2 separate regions of the Homo sapiens genome follow, and region 2 is linked to region 1. A link is a loop called in an ENCODE intact Hi-C map of the cell type or tissue named here. Cell type or tissue: heart right ventricle. All regions are shown on one strand. Each heading gives the region's core, and the rest is flanking DNA. Links, peaks and the distances in the headings are about the cores only.

What was found. A loop is a pair of places that touch in the nucleus more often than their neighbours do. Peaks named below come from ENCODE experiments on the same cell type or tissue, not always from the same donor. Only the 100,000 strongest peaks of a DNase experiment are listed, where the experiment ranks them.
Region 2: a loop joins it to region 1, with 2.7 times the contacts of the local background. A loop is called at or near these places in 9 of 110 quality-filtered maps.

Annotation. Positions count from the first base shown.
Region 1 is chr6:150,144,848-150,150,230 of GRCh38, reverse strand. All of the region lies in intron 1 of PPP1R14C (protein phosphatase 1 regulatory inhibitor subunit 14C), which reads right to left. Among named protein-coding and RNA genes, the nearest start is that of PPP1R14C, 4.5 kb to the right of the region's middle. In heart right ventricle, for the core only: no CTCF peak of the experiment used is centred there; no DNase peak of the experiment used is centred there; H3K4me3 peaks cover 823 bases; H3K27ac peaks cover 1,193 bases; H3K27me3 peaks cover 2,688 bases.
Region 2 is chr6:150,235,768-150,241,150 of GRCh38, reverse strand. The region is part of intron 3 of PPP1R14C (protein phosphatase 1 regulatory inhibitor subunit 14C); the gene reads right to left. Among named protein-coding and RNA genes, the nearest start is that of PPP1R14C, 95 kb to the right of the region's middle. In heart right ventricle, for the core only: no CTCF peak of the experiment used is centred there; a DNase peak (open chromatin) is centred at 2,537; H3K27ac peaks cover 1,697 bases.

The DNA of each region.
Region 1 (5,383 bases), core at 67-5,066:
CATAAAGCTGTAAGGATGCAAGAATGTGATATGACTACAGTAACAAAAACACAGATTGACTTTTGCCCTCGCCATGTCTATGATAAAGGAATATCACCAATTAGTTCAGATACAGAAACATCAATGACTTTTAAACATTTGCTGAACATTGATCCTTTTTCATTCATTCAAGCAAATGCTTAAATGTTGAAGAATTGTGTCCCGCTATGAACTTTTAAATGATGAAAATTAAGACAGTTCCTTGCCTTCAAGTTGTTACAGTCTAACTTCCCTGCACATATGTAAAAATCCACCAAAACATAGAGAATGAGGAAGGCTCTAGAAACAGGAGGAACAGTTTAGAGAATATTTGCCCATGTTCAAGTTCAAACATACACCAACACCCCTGACCCTAAAGTAACCCTATACTCTTCTCCAAATTATTGCACCAAATAGATGTGAATACCTTGTTTTCTTCACCCCTTTCCTCTGTCTCCATCATAGAGAATAACCAACAGTTAGTGGCAGCTTGTGGCTCCAATAACAACACTGACATGCTATGTCCTAAGTACTATGCTTGGTGTCTCACCAATCAGTCCTCCTGACAGCCCTGCAAAGGCACCAGGATGATTTCCTTCAACATACAGAGAAAGTAGCCGGGCGCAGTGGCTCACACCTGTAATCCCAACACTTTGGAAGGCTGAGGCTGACGGATCACTTAAGCCCAGGAATTCGAGACCAGCCTGGCCAACACAGTGAAACCTTGTCTCCACAAAAAAAAAAAAAAAAAAAAAAAGAAAAAAAAAAATTAGGTGGGAGGATCACTTGAGCCTGGGTGGTCAACGATGCAATGAGCCGTGATAGCCCCACTGCACTCTAGCTAGCCTGGGCAACAGGAGTCAGACTGTCTGAAATATACACACACATACACACACACACACACACACACACATATGTATGGAGAAAGTGAGGCTCAGAGGGGTGAAGGAAATTGCCTAATCACATATACCCACTGAATGACAGGGCCACATGTGAATTCAGGTTCATCGCACTTCAAAGCACACATTGTAACCACTGCTTCCACCCCGCATTTCCCTAACCACTGTTCCAAAGGGAATGTGTTAAGCAGTTTTCTTTCCTTCCTTTGGCAATTTAGAATTCTTTTATCTACTGACTTTTTTTTTTCTTTTTATTTGAGGCAGGCTGTTGCCCAGGCTGGAGTACAGTGGTGTGATCTTGGTTCACTGCAGCCTTAACCTCCCCGGGCTCAGGTGATCCTCCCACCTCAGCCTCCTGAGAAGCAGGGACCACCAGCGCATGCCACCATCTTTGGCTAATTTTTGTATTTTTTGTAGAGACGGAGTTTCATCATATTCCTCAGGCTGGTCTCCAACTCCTGGCCTCAAGCGATCCGTCAGTGCTGGGATTACAGGCTAGAGCCACCATGCCTGGCTTTATCCACTGACTTTTTGCATGTGTAATTTATTCCTTAGTAGTTGACAGGTTGAGTTTATGGAGTTCAGGGGGTTTTGTTGTTGTTTAAAAGCCTGTCCTCAAATACCTGAACAAATGGTGATTTACCAAACAATCCACAAGACGAGTTCTAAGTAGCAGTTTCTACCTTCCAGCTTGAGCGCTAATAAAGTAGCAAAGCCGGCTGATGTGATACTGTACCTGGAAAAGTCTGTGGAAATCCAGGATCTGCATGTAAAAGGAGAGGCCTCATCCAGGTGCAAGAACTAACCCGCTAACAGTGGTGTCCTCCACATGCACTCACAGTCCATTTACAAGGTATAACAGCAGCATCTGGGAACAGGCAAACCATGGGGTTCACATAGGTGCCAGGCTCTGCCCTGTCTCAGGAGGCAGGACAGGCCATTTGTTAAGGTGTGCCTGACTCCCTGGCCACAGCCTTGTTCTGTCACATCCCAGCTGAGAGTCCTGGGGCAACTTCTTAACTTCCCTGTGCCTGATTCCACCTCCACAAAATGGGGGTCTCAGAGTTGTTGCCAAGATTACATGAACCTTGCCTAGTACGTGCTAAGTACTCGGCCAGTGTCTGCTAACTCTATTACACATGTTTAGGCTTCTCCCTTTCAGAAGCAGTACTTTTAAAATTGCAGGTCACAACTCATAAATGCATTATGAAACAAATTTAGAAAAATAAAATCATTTTTCAGAAAGTGAGGAATAAAACATGGTATTTAAACACTAATGACGTTATGTTTCAGATTACTTTTATAATATTTTTCCTTAGCATACAGTAAGATTAAGTGGTACCCTATGACTCTCTGTTTCTCTGTATCCATGTGTCAGGCAGCAATCTATATATCCAGATGTATCAGGCAGCAATCAACAGGGTATTTCTTTCTGTGTCACCACCATCTCTCAGAAGACAGTTTTTATAAAATGGGGGTAATGGGGAGTCAGGGAAGACTGAAAGGTATAATAAGTCAGGAACCATTTTATAAAAAGCAGACACTGGAAGCAAAGGGAAAGACCTACTAAGGTGACAGTCAGAACAACACAGCAAGTACCCAAGGTACACAAGCCTGTTTATGGCTAGGATGCTACGGGCATTGCAATCATCTGAGCTTAGCAACATGTTTTTATTTCCAAAGCAAATTGAATTGCAAAACTGGAAGTACAGATGTTATCTTGATGCTGGGCAAACTTGGAAATATTCATATGACTTATCCAGTAAGTCATCTTGCAGTACTTGTTAAAGTAGATATTATGCCAGATTTCAAATGCTCTTAAAAACCACCAGGGTTGGCTGGGCGCGGTGGCTCATGCCTGTAATCCCAGCACTTTGGGAGGCTGAGGCAGTCGGATCATGAGATCAGGAGTTCGAGACCAGCCTGGCCAACATAGTGAAACCCTGTCTCTACTAAAAATACAAAAATTAGCCGGGCATGGTGGCACGCATCTGCAGCCCCAGCTACTCAGGAGGCAGAAGCAGGAGAATCGTTTGAACCCAGGAGGCGGAGGTTGCAGTGAGCTGAGATTGCGCCACTGCACTCTAGCCTAGGCCACAGAGAAAGACTTCATCTCAAAAAAACAAAAACAAAACAAAACAAAAAAAACCCACCAGGGTTTGGAAGAGATTAAAAAAAAAAAAAAAAGGTCTTTAAACAGAAATCCTTAAATGTGGATGTAGATGTAGATTTAGTCTAATGGTTACATTATAATCAAATTCCTAGCTGAAAATGTACCTGTATAAGCCTTCCCAAGAGAAGATGAGATGGAAAAGAACTATAAGCACATAACAAATCATTTTGGAATCCAATAAAAGCACTTATCTACGTATTCAAAAGGCTATTTGACGTGGTATTTTACAGTGCTGCCCTTAGACTGGGTAAGAGGGGACCACATCTCCGGGCCCCACTCCTGCCATAACCTGTCTTCCTGAAGACTTCCTAGGACAAAGTGGACACATCTATCCAGAACCAGTGCCCCTCCACTTGGTTTTAGTCTGTGATCCGGGTCCCCAGAATTCCCTTCTCAAATCCCAAGTAGCTTCTAGGGCATGAACAAGCTCCTCCCAGATCTGTTCTGGCCTAGGGGGACATCACCACTGGTGTGTGCAGAGGCATCATGGTCAAGGAGTGGCAGGTGCATACCAAGACTGGGCGTGCGAGTGGACACAGTGTCCTTTACCAGGTGGGACTGTACCAAGGATGGGAAGCAAAAGGGAAGAAACCCAGGCCAGGGCAGTCTCCTAACTGCATTTCAGTTCATGACTCTGGGAAGTAACATTTTGAATTCAAAATGCAAACCTAGACTTCAAGGTCATTATGAAGATGTAGCTGTCAAGATCAGTGGACAGAAGAAATTTTATACAAATGTTGTTAGTTTAACTCATAAGTTTTAAACATTTAGACAGATGTCTTGTAGACCTACATTTGCTCTCTTGCACGGTACAGACAGGCCTCATGGGTATACAGTGGACTCAGATTCCAGACTGGGTTCATCCTCAACCCCAACCCACCCACCAGCTACATGAGCTTGAAGCAGCCTTTTAATCCTCTCTGAGTCTTCACTTCTTTATTTACATTTAAACAAGGATAAAAAGAACATCTTCTTTATAGGGTTGTTATGAAGACTAAATGAATTAGCCCAAAGTACCTAGAAGAGCACCTAGTCACCTAGTAGGTAGGTAATAAATTCCCCTATGACATTATTCTCATACAAAACTGATTAGTCACTGCACACTTCCAGAAAAAAACACAGACAGAAAGTGGTTCTGTGTATTTCTTCTTTCCTCTTCCTCTTTCTAAATACATCACTTTACACTGCTCCAAAAGATTATTTTCTATTCTGAAAAGGTCAAGTCATCTGATTCCTAACCTGCTTGGGTCAAGTTCTTCTGAAATTAAAGATGTGTTCATATTCTACCCCAACTCAGCAGATAACTCAAGCCTTTGGCAGGTTTGAGGTTTGAAGGCTGGGAAATTGGCTGTGTCACTTTCATGGGCTAAACATTTGAAAGAATTACCACTTTTAAGTATAAAAAGGACATTTCCTAATCTTCGTATGCATGAAGTTCGGAGCTGTAAGCTAGGGTGCGTCCTTCTTGATTCACAAACCAGAGGCTGAAATACTTGAAGCTATCAACAAAGAAAGGTTACTCAACAAGAGAACCCAATGCTAAAAATAGAGCACTATCAGCAGAGAAATAGATGCAAAGAGACAAGCCTTTATTTGGCTACTTATTTGCCCATGTTTCTTTATTATTAAATGGAGGTACACCACCAGCATAGTGATTACAAATTGCCAACAACCTAATTATTTCTCTTCCTTCAGCCTACAATGACTGAACAAACAACTTGAAGAAAAATACTTGCCACGTTAATGACATGCAGGCAGCATATAGAGCATCTTGAATTATTTCACCACAAAAACCTCCCTTTCAAATGTCTAGCTGTTTGCTACGGGTTGAAGATTTAAAACCCAAGAAGAAAAGTACAATACAAGGAAAAGATTCAAGCTCATGTTTACCCTTTAAAATATATACCTAACCTACATGTTCCACACAGGAAACAATCAAACCTCCATTTTTTCTAATTATTCTGAAGTATTTTTTAAATATATTGTTTATCAGGCTACTCAGTGGGTAGAGCTCTTTCTAGCTTCCCAATCTAAGCCTAATTAGTCTCCCACAAAAAGAACCATGCTGGTGCACTGTTAATTTCAACAATGCTTTTTCTATTAATTCGAATCTTTTCCAAATCCCAAATGGAGAAAAAAAAAACAGTATGAAATAAATGAAAATTAACTGGATTCTACAGAGGCAGGACTGAGCACATCCACTCATCCAACAGTAATCCCATCTACATCAAATAATGTTTCTTTACAGAGTTTTGCCAACTTCCTATAAAAATCTCATGAATACTTCTTATGT
Region 2 (5,383 bases), core at 135-5,134, 91 kb before region 1:
CAGCCCCCTTCCTCTTTTTGGAGGATGGGGGTAGGGCTGAAAGTTCCAAGTTTCTAACTGTGGCTTGGTCTTTCTGGTGACCAGCACCCACTTAGGTGCCCACCAAGACATGCCTCATTAGAACAAAAGACACTCCTATCACCCAGGAAATTCCAACAGATTAGGAGATCTGGGTCAAGAACTGCGGTCAAAGATGAAATATTATAACAAAAGATGTACATAGCAACTGATTGCTCAGGAAATTGTAAGAGTTTTAGGAGTTCTGTGCCAAGGACCTGGAGCAGAGAGCAAATATGTATTTCTTATTATATTACAATGTTAAGGCAGGAGAATAGGGTCTGGAGGCAGGGAAACTAAGGCTGGTTTGCACAGACTGACTAGAAGTGAATCAAAAGGAAAACCCTAACTTTCCACACTCAGGTAACAAAAGGATCAGAGGCTGTTCTCTTTCCAACCCTCCTCACTTTCTGCATTGCAGATGAAAAATGGAAAGTACTTCTGATAGGTCCTCTCCCGCAAACAATCAGACTGGTCACAGGCCTAGCCTTCATCTGCACAGGGGTGTAACTTTGAAAATTCACTTCAGCCTCTGATTGGTCACCTTCTGCAACCAATCAGACTGGTTGCAGGCCACTACTTCATTTACATAGGGTCTAACCAAGTAACCAATGGGAAACCCCTAGAGGTTTCTGTAACCAGCACTCTTGAGCCACTTGCTCCAGCCCACTCCCAGTCTGTGGGGCGTACCTTCGTTTCAGCAAATCTGTGCTTTCATTGCTTCATTCTTTCATTGCTTTGTGTGTTTTGTCCAATTCTTTGTTCAAAACGCGAAGAACCTGGACATTCTCCACTGGTAACAATATCAGGCCTATTTCAACTAAGTTGTTGGATTTACTGGCACAAGCTTGTGCATAATATCTATAGAATCTGTAGTGATGTCACCTCTCTCATTCCTAATGTTAGTAATGTGTCTTCTCTCCTTATTTCCATTTATCATTATGGCTACAAGTTTATCAATTGTATTGACCTTTTCAAAGAATCGGCTTTTGTTTCACTGATTTTCTTTATTGGTTTTCTTTTTTTTATCTTCTTTTTTTGAGATGGAGTCTCACTCTGTCACCCAGGCTGGAGTGCAGTGGCACAATCTCGGCTCACTGCAACCTTCACCTCCCAGGTTCAAGTGATTCTCCTCCCTCAGCCTCCCGAGTAGCTGGGATTACAGGCATGCACCACCACGCCCAGCTAATTTTTTATATTTTTTGTAGAGACGGGGTTTCACCATGTTGGCCAGGCTGGTCTTAAACTCCTGACCCCAAGTGATCCACCCGCCTTGGCCTCCCAAAGTGCTGGGATTACAGGCGTGTAATTACACTGTGCCCAGCATGTTTTTCTGTTTTCTATTTCACTGATTTCTGCTTTTATCTTTATTATTTCCTTTCTCCACCTTGCTTTGGGTTTAATTTGCTCTTCTTTTCCTGGTTCCTAAGGTGGAAGCTCAGGCCATTGCTTTGAGACCTTTCCTGATGCAGACATTTACTGCTATATGTTCCCCCACCCCCAGCAGCACTAAGCATTGCTTTAGTGGCATCTCACACATTTTGATATGATGGGCTTTTATTTTCATTCAGTTTAAAATAGCTTCTAATTTCCCTTTTAATTTCTTCTTTGGACTGTGGGTTAGAAATGTGTCATTTAGTTTCTAAGGATTTGGAGATTTTCCAGATAATCTTTCTGTTACTTATTTCTAATGTAATTCCACTGTAATCAAAGAACACACTTTGTATGGCTTGAATCTTTTTAAATTTGAAAATTGCTTTCTGTCCCAGAATATGTCTGTCTTCATAAAAGTTCTGTGTACATCTTATTAAAAACCAGGCTGCCTCCAAGCTGATGTTTCACCACTACCTTTATACAGCCTCCTCCCATGTAACTTGTACGTATATTGGACATGCTGAAAGAAAGGATGAACACGAGTGTTCCCCTGTTGCAGGATATTCAAGTGAAAATGATATGTTATTTAAGGCAATTCTTTAACCACAACAGACATGATCTTTTGCAATATTCTAAAAAGGGAATCCATTCTTTTTTGAAGTTTCAGTCCCTGGCTAATAGGATGGGTGAGGATCAATGAGGAACTCCCTGGTGGATGTGGTTTCTGTATGGGGATCTGACACTGCTTACGCTCGACCGCCAAAAAAAAAAGAAGGAAACCCTGATTGAAGGCCTCCTCTATGTGGCCTCTTTACATGGTCCCGTATTTAATCCAATGTAGTAGAGGTTTTACAGTTCAAAAATACTGATATTCTAGTTCATTACAAGTCACTGCCTACGATCACCAAGCAAATGTTTGAATCCAGGCTTCTTGATGCCAACTGAATTTGATAAGTATGTACTGAGCCCATGCTCTAATCTAAGTAGAGTCTATGCCAGACTCTACTCAAGTGCTGAGATGCAGAGCAGAAGGTGGCAGAGGCCCTGCCTTCCAGGAGCTCCCAGGCCAGCTGGGAAAGAAGACACAGAAACACAGGCCCTGCCAACATATGGCATGAGCTGCAGCTGGGGGTGAACGGGTGCCCTGCGGGCAAAGGACAGCCCCTGTCAGGCCAGTTCAGGCTCCTCCCATGCTGCCTCCCACAGCCAAAGACTGGAGAAGGCAGCCAGAGCTCTGAGAGGCCTCGAAAGACCTCTGTGTTCACTGAAAGGCCACAGAATCCGGAAATGACTGCTCTGGAAGGGCCAGCTCCCTCCCTTTCCTTCCTCCCACCCTCTCCTCTCTCCTTCCCCCATCACTCCTTCCGGGGAAATTTTTATTAACTGACTGCCTCTCCACCAGTTTCTAAGATCTGGCCATTCTAGTTTCCTAGCAGTTGAAATACAATTTCAGCTAACTGCCATAATTTTTAAAAGACAAACAAACATTTGCCTTGACCTAGCTTTCAAGACAAGCAGTATCTATTTTCTACACTGCCTCAGTAGCTTTTGTCCAAATATGTCTCAAAATACTACCTAAGAGATCCTGGGTCCACACCTTAGAATCTACCTCTCAGCAGAAGCATTCTCTGTGGGCTGTTGTGCTCAGCCCTGGGCAGGGACAGAACAGCAGGTGGACAAATTGTCGCATGTACTGCTTGTGATGAGGCTGGGGCCGTGTGTCCTGAGGACTATGGATCGTATAATGATGCAAGAAGGAGAGAAACAGAAGAAAAAGGTTTGGCTTACAAATATAGAAGAACCCTTTGAAACAGATGCCTAAAAAAAACCTAATGGGCTTGTTCCTGCCAGAAAGGAGTCACCCAATACATACCACACATGGTAAGAAGCAGTGTAGCCACATGCCTACGAGAGGGACTCTAGAGTCAGATGACTTGGGTTCAAATCCTTCTGCACCACTTAGAAATGAATCATTTTCTCCATGCCTCAGTTTTCCTCACCTATAAATAGGAGCAATGACAATAAGACCTCACCTCAAGGATGCTGTAAGGATTAAATGATGAGATGAATTACTGTATGTTACATGTTTGGAAAAGTGCTTAAAGAGTAGTAAGTGCTGTACAAGTGCTTGATACTGTCATCATCGTTATCATCATCATCATCAGACTACACTGAACTTTCCAGTCTACAAATTCAAATCAAGAATATGCTACTCTGGGCCAGGCATGGTGGCTCACGCCTGTAATCCCAGCACTGTGGGAGGCCGAGGCAAGCAGATCACCTGAGGTTGGGAGTTCGAGACCATCGTGACCAATATGGTGAAACCCTGTCTCTACTAAAAACACAAAATTAGCAGGGCATGGTGGCACATGCCTGTAATCCCAGCTACTCCGGAGGCTGAAGCAGGAGAATCACTTGAACCCAGGAGGTGGAGGTTGCAGTGAGCTGAGATCACACCATTGCACTCCAGCCTGGGTAACAGAGCAACACTCCGTTTCAAACAACAAAAAAAAAGAATATGCTACTCTGACCACACTAAGAAAAATGTAGCTTATATCCCCCCTGCCCCACCCCCGCCCATTTTCGCCATGGGAAAGGTTTGACATTGAAGACAGAGGAGAAGTATGTTGTGTGACACCAAGTGAGACCATGGGTGCTCAGGCTGGGGCATGGATGTCAGGCTGGGCGCAGCACACATGTGTTTCTTCTGAGGAAGCTGTCAGTGTTCCACCAGTGTTTCTCCCTCAGTGATGGTCAGTTTTCCCAGCTTAGACAACAGAGACTCTAACCGCTGAGAAAATCCACAGCAGGCTCTCCGTCCTGCCTGGCCAAGGGCCACAGTCCCTGTAGCTCCTTCCTCAGATTCCTGCCTGGGACCGCTCCTCCCCACAGCCTGAGCAACAGCCCAGGACCAAAATCAGCCACTCCAGAGCCACCCAGACTGTGCGACCTCCCGTCTCAAGGGACTACAAAGGAGATCGTATTTATTCTTCACATCATGAAGTGCTAGAATTGCACTTGAAAACATTCCTTAGGTGGCATTTCCCAACAGCTCCCTCCTGGCTAAACACACACACGCGCACACACACACACACACACACACACAGTGGCACCAACCACCTCCCTCCGCTTTCAGCTCCTCCTCCTCATGCTGGCTCCTCTGAGTCTTTGGATGTGGCCGCTGTCACACTGCAGGTGAAGTTTTACCCTCTCACGGAAAACAATGAAAAGGTCCTGTCTTCAGTAAACTCCTGGGCCCCTACCTCTCATCTCAGTCCTGGGCACTATTTTGGGATCTGAGAATGCACCGCATGGACCTTTTTAATGCATTCACTCACCCGAGACTATTCTTTCCTATGTGTGTGCATTTCTAGTTTGCTTGGCACAGTACCGTGCTCTCGCGGGTACTGAGTATCTGTCAGGGACTCAGATACAGCACATACTTACTGGGCACCTTTCATGTGACAGCCACTCTGTTTATTTTCACATACTGTCTCATTTGATCATTACAAGTATTATAAACCAGGCTCACAAGGGTTTAGCGGTTTGTCTGAGGTCACACAGCAGCTCAATGGTCAGACCAAGATTCAAACCGTAGGTTAATATAAAGGCCAAAGGGACCTGGGATGATCACCACCCTGGGGTGGAGGGCACAATTCCCTTTGCACCATGCTGCCTGGGGTGAGAAGTCTTTATTATTAAGCAACCGGGTTAGGTAATTATAGTCTAATTACAAACTAAACTAAAATGACCAAAAATGTGTTATGATAAACACAACAATCCTTTCATTTTCCAGTATGGGAGGAGGGACGAAAGACATGCAAAGGTCAGTGTCCACAGCTAGACTGGAAATTCTCCCCTGAGTACGACGAACCTTTTCCTCCAGTTCTGCCCGTAGCCTCTTCCCAAGGGGACAATAAAAATCTCCAGAGCCCTCAGTATCTCCCTCCTA